3 separate regions of the Homo sapiens genome follow, and all the other regions are linked to region 2. Evidence: chromatin contacts called from ENCODE Hi-C or POLR2A ChIA-PET data. All regions are on one chromosome and are shown on one strand. The core of a region is the stretch at or near the end of the contact, and the rest is flanking DNA. Distances in the headings are between cores, read along the strand shown. Region 1 overlaps VPS13D (vacuolar protein sorting 13 homolog D). Region 2 overlaps VPS13D (vacuolar protein sorting 13 homolog D). Region 3 overlaps VPS13D (vacuolar protein sorting 13 homolog D).

What was found. A loop is a pair of places that touch in the nucleus more often than their neighbours do. ChIA-PET counts read pairs that join two places held with the same protein, here RNA polymerase II (POLR2A). Pooled maps may share reads with other maps.
Region 1: a loop to region 2 is called in a map of heart right ventricle, with 1.8 times the contacts of the local background. The contact joins two enhancer-like sites. A Hi-C loop is called at or near these places in 5 of 168 maps with a recorded cell type or tissue (HL-60/S4, MCF 10A, aorta and 2 more), 1 of 37 single-sample maps with no recorded cell type and 7 of 50 pooled maps. POLR2A ChIA-PET finds 5 or more read pairs at or near these places in 11 of 52 experiments (BJ, GM10248, MCF 10A and 7 more).
Region 3: a loop to region 2 is called in a pooled map, with 2.5 times the contacts of the local background. The contact joins two enhancer-like sites. A Hi-C loop is called at or near these places in 3 of 168 maps with a recorded cell type or tissue (Caco-2, HL-60/S4 and aorta) and 9 of 50 pooled maps. POLR2A ChIA-PET finds 5 or more read pairs at or near these places in 9 of 52 experiments (BJ, H1, OCI-LY7 and 6 more).

Annotation. Positions count from the first base shown.
Region 1 is chr1:12,431,900-12,436,168 of GRCh38, reverse strand. All of the region lies in intron 65 of VPS13D (vacuolar protein sorting 13 homolog D), which reads right to left. Among named protein-coding and RNA genes, the nearest start is that of SNORA59A, 73 kb to the left of the region's middle. RefSeq lists a cis regulatory region at 2,605-2,615 and an enhancer at 2,538-2,682. Within about 2 kb of position 2,273, at least 26 of the 41 ENCODE cell types and tissues checked have a DNase peak (open chromatin) inside an H3K27ac peak, as active enhancers do; they include heart right ventricle, where a contact is called at or near this core.
Region 2 is chr1:12,495,114-12,499,159 of GRCh38, reverse strand. VPS13D (vacuolar protein sorting 13 homolog D) reads right to left here. Exons shown (of 70, transcript NM_015378.4): 68 at 1,529-1,660. Among named protein-coding and RNA genes, the nearest start is that of SNORA59A, 10 kb to the left of the region's middle. RefSeq lists an enhancer at 1,699-2,199. Within about 2 kb of position 2,684, at least 10 of the 41 ENCODE cell types and tissues checked have a DNase peak (open chromatin) inside an H3K27ac peak, as active enhancers do; they include heart right ventricle, where a contact is called at or near this core.
Region 3 is chr1:12,452,675-12,456,528 of GRCh38, reverse strand. It overlaps VPS13D (vacuolar protein sorting 13 homolog D), which reads right to left. Exons shown (of 70, transcript NM_015378.4): 66 at 399-531. Among named protein-coding and RNA genes, the nearest start is that of SNORA59A, 53 kb to the left of the region's middle. Within about 2 kb of position 1,833, at least 19 of the 41 ENCODE cell types and tissues checked have a DNase peak (open chromatin) inside an H3K27ac peak, as active enhancers do.

The sequences.
Region 1 (4,269 bases), core at 1,024-3,523, 63 kb after region 2:
AAGTCCTCCTCCCCTGCTGGATGGTGACCCCAAGGGGAGAGGGCTTTGTTTTGTTTATGTCTGTGTCCCCTGTGCCTAGCACAGAGCCTGGCATTTCTAGTTGTCCATACATAGTTGTGAACTTGCTCTAGAGACACAATAAATAGACCTGTTAACATGAGGTTATGCTTTTTGCACATAAATCTATAGTCAGCTCGATGTGTAGAGTTAGAGCAAAGTCAAAACTCCTTCACTAAGTGTCTCAGACAGGGTTAGAACAATTTCCTGGTTTCGGCCACACACTTTGGCCTGGATGGTACAGCATCTACAAAAGAGCTAATTATACAACACAGGGTAGCACAGGAAATGACTTTAAACTGTGACTCAAATTCTCTGTATCCCCTTGATAATACAGCCTTACATGGTTAATCCCTGCAAATATATCGCAGAGAGGTTCGAGAATGAAGCCTACTAGATAGAGTGCTGCTTTTGCACTGGTATTAAGAGGACGGGCTCTGAATCAGAGAATCTCGGTTCTTAGCCTGGCTCTCCTTGTAACCTTGGGCAAATTAGTTAATTTCTCTGAACGTCAGTATCCTCATTTACAAACTAGCATTCCACAGGGTCGTTATGAGGATTAAACAAATCAATTTGTATGAAGACTCAGAACAGTACCTGGCACATAGTGAAGCAGTCAATAAATATGAGTATCTTTTTGTTGTTGTTGTTCAGACAGGGTCCTGCTCTGTCACCCAGGCTGGAATGTGATGGTGCAAACACAGCTCACTGCAGCCTCAACTTCCTAGGCTCGGATGATCCTCCCACCTCAGCCTCCCATGTAGGTGTGACTACAGGCGGGTGCCACCACGCCCAGCTAATTTTTGTATTTTTTAGACTTTTTTTTTTTTTGGTCATGTTGCCCAGGCTGGTCTCGAACTCCTGAGTTCAAGCAATCTGCTCACCTCAGTCTCCCAAAATATTAGTACCATTTTTAAAGCTATCCATTCAGTTACTAAATTCAAAACTTATTTCAACTGGGCAATCAGTATCAGTGTCTATCCCATGTTTTCTGTATAGCAATGCTGAGAAATAAAGATAAATGTAATTAACATTTTAAACACTTACGGTAAGGATACACTAACATATTCCGCAGGGCTAAGTTAACTACTCCATTGTAACTATTTATTTCATAAACTGCATGGCAAGCCTGACAAGCCTACTGGTCAACTTTGACAAAAGATTATGTGAGACAAATGCCAAGGAAATACAAAATTAACATTGTTGTTACTCCTTATCAGACCACAGACAAAAACAAACCCACCAACAGTCCAGAATGAAGGAAACAGGTTGTTGGCTTTTGATTGGAATTTCCTAGGATTGTTACCATGTAGTACAAGATTAATCTAAATGTTTCTTTGTGCACAGACAAGCTTATGTGGAATGTATCAGAATAATATAATAAAGGCTTAGGTTTATGTGTGAACAAAACTGCTTTCAAAAATGTATCATTATCAGGCTGATTAAGAAAATACCACAGATTTAAACATACCTGAGGCCTATAAATAAGTTAGTTTGCTGCTTACTGGGGGTGGGGGGAATACACAGGCTAAATAAACAAACGAAAGTACAGGAAAATCAAACACTTTCAAATGAGCTTTCTTCCTTAAGTAGGTGTAACTAAAACCCAGTTGTATGCTAGGACTACTGAGTATTTTCAAGATAGTGCATGCTGTGGCATTTTAAACCACAGAGCCAAGCTGCTACCACCGCCACCTCAACCACCAAACTTTAAGAGCACACGCTGTGCACTGACTCATTTCATCCTCCCAGCAGCACCCTTCACAGCTGGCAAGTGGATTTTCCAAGCAAAAGGGAGAAACCTAGAACACACCACAAATAGGTACCTATTTTTGCCTTGATGTGTCAAAGTCAGAGAAAAGGGCAAAATTCAAGCAGCTGACCAACGGCATTTCAACAACAGGATGTTCCCAGGGAGACTGCGGCAAAAGATGTCTTTCACAGTATATGTAATTCCACAAAAATAGCAGTTAAAACCAATACGGCATCAGGCACAATGAATGACAATTTCAGGTTAGAAATAACCAAATGCTCAGCCTCTAATTTGTTTTCTTCTGTTTTGAGGGATAAAACAGAGGAATAAAGAATGTGCTGGAAATTTGGGGAATGCACTTCAAACTTCTTTCCTCCTCCTCCTCCTCCACACACACACACACACACACTCTCTCTCTCTCTCTCTCACTCTCTCTCTCTCCCCACCCCCTACCTCCTCCTCTTTGTAAAAGGCCTTTAATTAGCTCACATCCTATCCTGGCCAGGGCTGCCTAATACATTCTGACACCAGCCTGTTGGCCAGGCAGTGGGGTCTAAGTGCAGGCCTGATTAGCGGGATCCCAGTGGATCCCCTGCCGCTCTTATCTCCACAGATGCCTGATGAGTTTGGTATCTTCCTCCCAGCCCTCCCGGGAAGCTGCCCCAGCAGGTGCCCATTGGCAATAGTTTTGTGTTACAGGCCTGAATGAATGATCCCCGCAGGAGCTGCCGACTGTTTTCACAGACACAGAAGGCAGTCAAAAGTCCACTGCGTGAACTTGGAATGACCCCAGCTGCAGAGTCACTGGCGGGTTCATCGGGAGGGCAGGCACGCTTTATTAAACAACTAATACTCTTCACAGATAACTTTCCGAAAAAGCAAAAGTGTTAACTCTTTGCAATCTTGCTCTGACAAAACACTTCAGCTGTGGCGGGGCTCCCTGTGTGACTGAGGGTCTGAACCCAAGTGAGGGCTCTGAGATGGAGGAATGGCGCCAGCAGGGACCATGATTTCATCTGGCCTGAAGAAGGGTTGGGACTCAGTCACCATTTGGTCTACTGTTTTGTTGTTGTTTTTTTGTTTTTTTGTTTTTTTTTTTTCCCCAAGCGTTCCAGATTAAAGCGAAAAGGCAAAAAGCAAAGGTTTCGAGCACCTACTCCAGGGAGGACAGTGTGGCTGGGAGTCAGCCTGACAGTTACAGCCCCCAGCCAGGCCGGCTCTCAGCACCTCCAGAACAAGAGGGTGGCCCCTGGCTCATTCTGCCACATGCCTGTGCACCCTCGCAGATATGCGTGGGCCCCCATGGGGCTTCCATTCTAAGTTACCAGGAGAGAAAAGGTACTAAGGTACTAAGCTGTGAAGGCCATTGCAAACTCTCATCACCTGTGGGACTGGTGGGGCAGTCATTTTGTTGGCAGCAGCCAGATGCTGTGCAGTGGGTTCCCTTTAGAAGGAGGACTCAGACGCCAGGCACAGTGGCTCATGCCTGTAATCCCAGCACTTTGGGAGGCTGAGGCAGGAGGATCACTTCAGCCCAGGAGTTAGAGACCAGCCTGAGCAACATAGAGAAACCCCATCTCTACGAGAAAAAAAAATTTAGCCAGGTGTGGTGGTGTGCTCCCGTAGTCCCAGCTACTCAGGAGGCCGGGTTGGGAGGATTGCCTGAACCCAAGAAGCAGAGGTTGCAGTGAGACAAGATGGTGCCATTGCACTTCAGCCAGTGAGACTGTCTTAAAAAAAAAAAAAAAAGGGAAAGGATTCAGAAAAGGAAAGGGGTTCAGATCAAAGTGTTCTCATAACGAAGACAAAGCCATCACAAGTTCTTCCAGGGTTGCTGGACAGCAGGCAACTGGACACATCCACATTTTCAGTGTCCACTGAGAGGTACAGCAAACAGCCACTTCTGTCCTAGGGCAAGAACCAGTACTAAAGATGTTTTCGCTCTTTTCTTTTTTTTTTTTTTTGAGACGGAGTTTTGCTCTTGTTGCCCAGGCCGGAGTGCAATGGCACAATCTAGGCTCACAGCAACCTCCGCCTCCCCAGGTTCAAGCGACTCTCCTGCCTCAGCCTTCCAAGTAGCTGGAATTACAGGCATGCACCACCATGCCCATCTAATTTTGTATTTTTAGTAGAGATGGGGTTTCTCCAAGTTAGTCAGGCTAATCTCGAACTCCCGACCTCAGGTTATCCGCCCGCCTCAGCCTCCCAAAGTGCTGGGATTACAGGTGTAAGCCACCGCACCTGGCTTGCTCTTTTCTTTCACACAGCCTTTAGAAAGAACCCGATGACAATTCTAACAACATACAGAGAAAAACATATGAACATTTAGAAAAATTTTAAAATTCATTTTAACCCACAAAGTTAGATTAATTTTGGCATCACCCAAAGACTATGTGTCTATTAAAGTTTCATCTCTACTACATCTCACCACTGCCCACTAAATCTAATTATAAAGGGAT
Region 2 (4,046 bases), core at 1,435-3,934:
GAAATTTGGATGGGGGGTCTCTAGACCCCCCATCCAAAGGCTAAAAGTTCCATCTACAAAGCAATATCAAGAGCAGTCATGGTACCAAATCCCTGCCCCAAGGAATGAACTGGAGCAGTTCTGGAGTGAACTGATGGGCACTCTGGGCACTGGACTGAAACGGCAGAACCTATTAGCAACACCTGCTGTGGACAGAGTTACCCCCTCCCCGCCAATTCATATGTGGAAGCCCTAACCCCAATGTGACCATTTGGAGTAAGAAAGTAATTACAGTTAAATTAAGTCATAAGGTTGGGGCCCTGAGCTGATAGGATTAGTACCCTTATAAGAGACACCAGAGAGCTCCCCCTCTCTCTCTGCAATGTGGGGACACAGTGAGAAGAGGGCTATCTGCAAGCCAGGAAGAGAACCCCCAGCAGCAGCAGAATCAGAAGATGCCTTGATCCTGGACCTCTCAGCCTTTAGAACTGTGAGAAGACAAATTTCTGTTGCTTAAGCTGCCCAGCCTATCATATTTTATAATGGCAACCCAAGTAGACGAAACAAGAAAGTACAACTCCATCTTCAAGAGACCTTCTAATAACACCACAGGGGTCACACAAGGCACATGTAGGAAGATGCCATTCTATCCGGCAAGCAACAAATACCTTCTGGAGTTGGCTTTTGATATCCCCATTCAAATACTACCATGAAACTATGAGATGAGATCTACTTAACACTGTCCCTAACAATGACTCTGAAGACTATCCTGACAGTTGACGTCTATTTCAGACATTCCTCCACCCACCGAAAAACACCCACAGCACTCAGAATCCCCCACGCTCGCTTTACCTTAAAGGAGATGGCAAATAAGCATCAGAAGAAATTAATCTAGTATTTTGCTACTCCCAGACACAACTAACTGCTTTCTGTGGGCTGGTGGTTCTAACACCTATTCAGGTTATAGAGCACTTTCATGCTACAAGGATCTCTGCAAAATATCCTAAAATAGTGAAATACTTAACTCTACCGTGTCAACTAGGAATAATATCACTAACTGAAGATATGACAAGGTATATAAGGCTCCATATTTAAAGAGTAACGAAGCAATCTTACGAAAAATACATTTCCAAAATGTCCAACTATTAGTTGTTTGCTATTTGTTTTTCTGTTTTGTTTTGCTAGCATTCTGCGGCAAAAATGGGATATCAAACTTTAAGAAATTTTTACAGGAGAAAAACCTTAAAATTGAGAACATTTTATTCATGATCTTCTCTCTTTGAACTAACTAGAAAGAGACTGTCATTTTCTAGAAACAAAACACTAAGGCCAGGCTATGGCACACAGTTGAGAACCACTGCTTTGAGTAAAAGGCTGTTTAGCATCAGTTATATCTAAATCTAAAAAACATTTGGGGCAAGGAATTCTTTGACCAGATCTAAGGTCCAAGAGTCATGAAAATAACTCAGATCAGATGGAGACTTCTCAGGATCAAAAGAAGAGGCAACTCAGTAGACCCACAGGGCTGGTTTCCCATGCTCTAACTTACAATTCGTCCTGTATGTTGTCTGTGAGTTTGAAGAGCTGCTCCTGTCCTTCCGCCTGGCTCTCAGAATATCGGGGAAGCAGCCCCTGGGGCCCCGTGCAGCAACGCGGTTTCCGAACCCTCTGTGCTTGAGTCCTAGATGGGTAAATGGACATAAAGCCAAGAGGTTAAGTGTGCAGGTTAAAATGATTTTCCTTTCTCACTAAGACAAAAGCACTCTGTAATACGAGACATACTTTACATTTAGTGAACAGAATTAACCTACAGTACTGCCTGTGAATACACCATGAAATAGCGGTTAAAGACCCTCATTTGACTTTGAATCCTGCCTCTACCATTTTCTGGCCATGTGATCATGGATAAGTTGGTTACCTTCCTTAACCCTCAGTTTCCGTTTTCTCTCTGAAACAGGACGATGACACCTACCTTAGAGGACTGCTGTGAAGACCAAATAAAACAGTGCCCGCCAAGCCTGCTCCTGGCGGATGGTGAGCTGCCCACCAGCGGCGGCTCTCGTTCCTGCGGTTATTACTATAATAGATCCCCCTGGGCCGCACCCTCTTTTTTAGGCCTCTCTTCAGGAGAGCCATCTTTGGATTTGTGATGGGTCTGGAAGAAAATCCTGGGCACTTAGTAAGAACACACCAACCCTTGAGACTTCTTCTAAGATGAGGTCAGTTCCTTGGGCAAAGGGTGAGGGACGTGGTAATCATGCGAGGGGAAGAATGCCCCCTGGACCTGGACCTGGACCTGGACCTGGACCTGGACCTGGACCTGGCCCAGGCCACAGGCTGGGATTCTGCAGAGGCTCTAACTCGGGCCACTCAGCTGTCGGCGGCCCGGAGGAATCTGCTTTGTTATGGCTTTCAGGGTAGGCTGATGTTGTCTTTTTCCACACAGCATATACAGGGTAATTGGTAAGTACTTTCTGGTGTTTTCCTAGAAACAGGAGTGCACATTTGTCTTGGAAAGGCTGTGCATATTTCAGATGACTGATAAGAGTGCACTGGGTCTGTCCTCGGCCTTGTACTTGCTGTACTTATTATTTGTTCCTGGAGCTCACTGAAGCAAAACACTCCTCTCTAGACAGATCTAAAAGAGAGGAGAAGCCTTACACATCGAATCAGCACTTCAGAAACAGGAACTAACAGTAAGCAGCATAGAGATTTACTTACAAGGGCAGAAAGTGCCCTGGTGGGCAAGTCAGGTTGGAAATATGGACAGAAACAACCCCAGAAAATTGTCACAGGCCATGCAATGGGCCATGCACAGCTGGGATAACTGAAAAGTGCTCCCAAAGCCAGGTCAGCACTCAGTTCATCAGGCTGTGACATCTGAAGGACAGCCCCATACCTTGGTGAGGTTTAATGTGTGCTGGAAAGACAAAAATCCAGCAATAATTTTACAAAAGTTCAGTTATAAGGACGTCTTCAGTACTATTAATTGTACTCTCTAAGGGTATTACAGAGACTTTATAGAAGTTTCAATGATCTGCACTAAGGGAAAGAGTAAAAAACCCATTGTGTTTATATCACACACTCACATACCCCGCCAGTCTCAATTTTTCCTTCAAGACGCAGGCTTACAGTTGGCTACTCAGAGCCCAAATATCGATCGAAAGTGGGGAGGGCGGTAGAGGGGCCGCTGCTAACCCATCAGGAGAGAAGCTGGACGACTGCTGCCGAGAGGATGCTGGTAACCTCTGCAGGCAGCGGGGTTGGGGGAAGGAGCTTGGCGTGCCTCTCCACGTAGCAGAGCTCTGTTCTTATCTCCTTGCCTAGCAAAGCACTTGCTGTCATTCCAATAACTGCCTACACAGGCTAATAAAGTATCCTTTCCCCAGGGCAGTCCTGCTGACCTCTCTGTCAGGCTACATGGTAGAAGCCCAAAGGCTCTCCAAGAGGAATATGGCAGGGTCTGCTTCCTCATCACTTTCAACGTAAGGTTTGATTCAGACTCGTCTCAACATATCTTCCCCAATCAACTGGGAGGCCTGCAGGCTCAAATTCAATATATATCCCAAATCTGACTATTTCTCCATCTCGATCATAACTAACAAAGGATCCCTGGATTTGTAATATATTATTACAGTAGTCTCATAATTTGTTCTCTTTCCTTCCATCCTTGTCCACTCTCCTCATGGCAATGAGAATGGCCCTTTCAAAAGATGTTACATCGGCCGGGCGCAGTGGCTCACGCCTGTAATCCCAGCACTTTGGGAGGCCGAGGCGGATGGATCACAGGGTCAGGAGATCAAGATCATCCTGGCTAACACGGTGAAACTAAAAATACTACTAAAAATACAAAAAATTAGCTGGGGTGGGCGGGGGAGTGGCGGGCGCCTGTAGTCCCAGCTATTCAGGAGGCTGAGGCAGGAGAATGGCATGAACCTGGGAGGCGGAGCTTGCAGTGAGCCGAGATCCTGCCACTGCACTCCAGCCTGGGCGACAGAGCAAGACTCTGTCTCAAAAAAAAAAAAAAAAAAGGTAAGTTACATCAAGTCAGTCATCTGCTCAAAGCA
Region 3 (3,854 bases), core at 584-3,083, 42 kb after region 2:
GTAGCTGGGACTACAGGCATGTACCACCACGCCTGTCTAATTTTCGTATTTTTGATAGAGATGGGGTTCCACCATGTTGGCCAGACTGGTCTCAAACTCCTGACCTCAAATGATCCACCCGCCTCGACCTCCCAAAATGCTGGGATTACAGGATTGAGCCACTGTGCCTGGCCTAATTTTTGTATTCTTAGTAGAGGCGGGGTTTCACTGTGTTGGCCAGGCTGGTCTCAAACTCCTGACCTCATGATCCACTCTCCTAGGCCTCCCAAAATGCTGGGATTACAAGCATGAGCCACCGCGCCCAGCCCACCTTTCTTTTTTTATAGCTGCAATCAGATTGATACAAAGGCGCCTCTGAGGACCAGCAGCAGCAGAGCCTGATGTCACCCATGACTTACCATGAGCCAGGCCATGGATGCCGGCTACAAGGTGTTCACCACTTGTGGCTGCATGGTACCTGATGTACTCCCGCTCTGACTGATGCCGATTGTCCATCGTCTTCCCTAAGCCATCTGATAATGTTCCAGCAAACTAGAAGGAGTTAAAAGCAGGAGAAGAGTTTTAAAGTCTTGGCACTATTTTTACTATTTGAATTACTTTAAATAAATTTAAATTAAATACAATTAGATAAGCCCATGCTGGTCTGTAGTGGTGTGATCTCATCTCATCACAACCTCCGCCTCCCAGGCTCAAGTGATTCTCCTGCCTCAGGCTCCCGAGTAGCTGAGACTACAGGTGTGTACCACCACACCTGGCTAATTTTTGTATTTTTAGCAGAGATGGGGTTTCACCATGTTGGTCAGGCTAGTCTCGAACTCCTGACCTCAAGTGATCTGCCCACCTAGGCCTCCCAAAGTGCTGGGATTACAGGCGTGAGCCACTGTGCCTGGCCAATAATTTAAATATAAATAAATTTAAATATTTTAAATGCAGTTACCTATACTGTCTGCCCCAGGTTGAGTGGTTCTCAAAAGGACTGGACACATACCAATTGGGGGATGCATACAATGGAGGACACTAGGCTTTGCAAAGCAACTACTAAAAATCTTTAATGACATTCACTTTCCAGAATACTACTCCAAATTTACTGAAAAAATCAGAGGTATAACAAAATAGTCTTGAGGGAGAAGTGAGCTTCAGGACTGTATCATGGTAAGAACATAGGCTCTTTGCTCTAAGAATTAGTGGAATTCAAAACAGGAAATGTGTCAGATTGTTGCTTTAGGGTTTGGTATCAAATATTTGGAGACATCAAACTCCCTCCAGTAATGCTGTCTTTCATTTATTCAATAATTACTGAGTACCTATGAGGTGCCAAGCTCCATTTGTCAAAAGCCAAAAACGAAATCGATGGAAAGATTAACAGGTTAGGTCACCGTTCATAGGAGGTGGCAGACTTGAACTCATGATTTCAAATGCAAACCCACCCTTTCCACAATTCAGAGATTTTATTTATCCTGGCATACTTTAACCAGAAAAGCTGTCTCATCCATCAAAGCTGGGATAAAAAGGACATAAAACTCTGTTTTGTCACAAGACAATCTGAAAAGGTTTAAAGTGACAGTTAATAAACCACAGAGTACTTATCCTCATCATTCAGGCATAAAAAGAGAAGGATATCAAATATATAATTAACCTTCTCAGGAAGGATCTACCAAAACAAGTGGTTTAAGTGCCAATGACCCAGGACTAACCTCTTAGAAAACTCACAGGAATGTTCCTTAGATACAAGGCTCAGGGGAAAGCCTCAAGGCAAGCTGCCTGCCTGGAAGGCCCAGGAACTGGGTGGCCATCTAGGGGCCTATTTCATTCTCCTTTGGCAAGGGGGTTAGGGTGCGTGTTACACAGATCAGATCTGCCCTGGAAACCTCAGTCATGAGGATTCTTGACACATGTGACAGTGAGTTCTGGGCACAGAAGAGGGACTAGTGAACACAGCAGCAATTCCATGTAAAGCAACAGTTCCTGGAAGAAGCTATGGGAAGACTCATGCCTTTTACTCAGTCCAAATATTTTACAACCTAGGGCAGTGATTCCTGACCTTTCTGGAGATGTAACCCCTATCATTATTTGTTTGCTTTCTGCCTTGCCTTCCATATCACTGCCTGTCTAATGAGAGAATTAAAGTTAATGAAAATTAATAACTTCCTTTAGGACAACTGGAAACACCACACGACGCTGCAAAGCTAGCACCGTGAATCACTAAGGAGTGGCTTCAGTCAGAGACCCCATCTGAGAGTTACCACAGTATAGGAGAAGGGCCACAAGCTGGGGCATCTGACCAAACTTCAGTCCTCCCTCGACCATTCTGGTAACTACATGACCCTGAGCGAGGTCACCTACCTCTGAGCCTCCTCTGCATCTGGAGAATAGCCAGAGTACCTACTTTGTCATGTGGCTGGAAGCATTCATGACAATGGCTCGGGGGCCTGGTATCTAGTTAGCATTCTTACTGTTCTTATTACTCTGCTACTAGTCCAAGGAGGAACATGCCTGCAGCGTTTGAGGGAAGCCTGTCAAAGGTTTAGAATTATGGTCATTTGCACTATAGTTTAACATAATAAAATCCTCTCTTTCCAGCAGATAAACACCAGCCTCCCAAGTAAGTTTTTGGAGTGGTACCACTTACAAAATTAGAGTGTTGGACTCTACGATTTCCAAAATCCTTTCCAGCTCTGGCACTGTGTGACCTACAACCCAAGGTAGAATGTCTTTACTAAATACTTCCTCTGAGCCCAGGACAGATTTAGGTACTGCTGAAGAACACAAACAAACAGCAGCCTTGAACCCTGCCCTCAAGAACTGACAGTCTCTTTGAGAAGGTAACAATCGTATACACAAAACAGTCAGCAGGAACCCAGGACACAAACTACACAGAAAGGAAATGTGACCTTTGTTTTGGAAAGAATCAATAAGAGTGCCTGCTATGTTTAGAATTATGTAGGCTGCCAGCGTTCTTCAGGTTCCAGACAAAAACGTGTCTCTCTGGTGCCCCAGACGCTGTGAGAACCACAGTTAAGTGACGCGTGCCCATGTCCTGTGTGTCTCCAGGGGACACATCTCCACCTGAAGAGACCCAGGAGCACCGCAGCCAATTCAGGGTCTTATTCAGGTCTTTCCTGTTTCTCTCAAGCTCTTATATTCTTTCTAAGAGCTTACATTCTCTTTCTTGGAAGACAGATAGGGTAAAGTGCTCTTTACCTATCGCTGGCAGCTAACTAGGAGGAAGTTAAAAATCCTATAATACTCCCCCACCAAGAGAATATGGGAGAATAATCTAGGCAGAATACCCAATATCACTCCCTCTTCTTCTACTCCCATCAATTAATATCCAAAGTTGATGAGTGAGCCTATGCCAAAAGCTTAATTTCCAACTAAGTCTGCTGTGGCAGCCTCAGCTCCCCAGCACCAACTGGGTCCTGGGTGTTCTCTATACAAAGACAATGTATTGACCCAAGGAGGATGGGATGAGATGACCTAAGAGATCACTCTTCCCTCTAATGCTGGATTCTTCCGTAAGATGAAGACCTTTGCCATGGAAAGGTACCTACACCTATCTCAACTTACTGTAGGACTTCTGTCTGAATTCCTGTTTCTCTGTCCATAAAAAATTGCTTATGCAAGCCAACTGGACTTGTCCTTTGCCACTTGTTAACAGTCAACCATTACAAAAGTCTTCACCCCTAGAAATACAGCTTTGAGAACCCAGAAAACTTGAGTAGATGTTGAAATCTATGATCCAACCAAACCTGTATTGATGAGTAGTTAATCAGATTTTACTGGGAAAGACGTTTTACAGAAACTAAACCAAAGCCAGCCAAATGATGGATACAGTGGTAAAGGCAGGGCCCTGG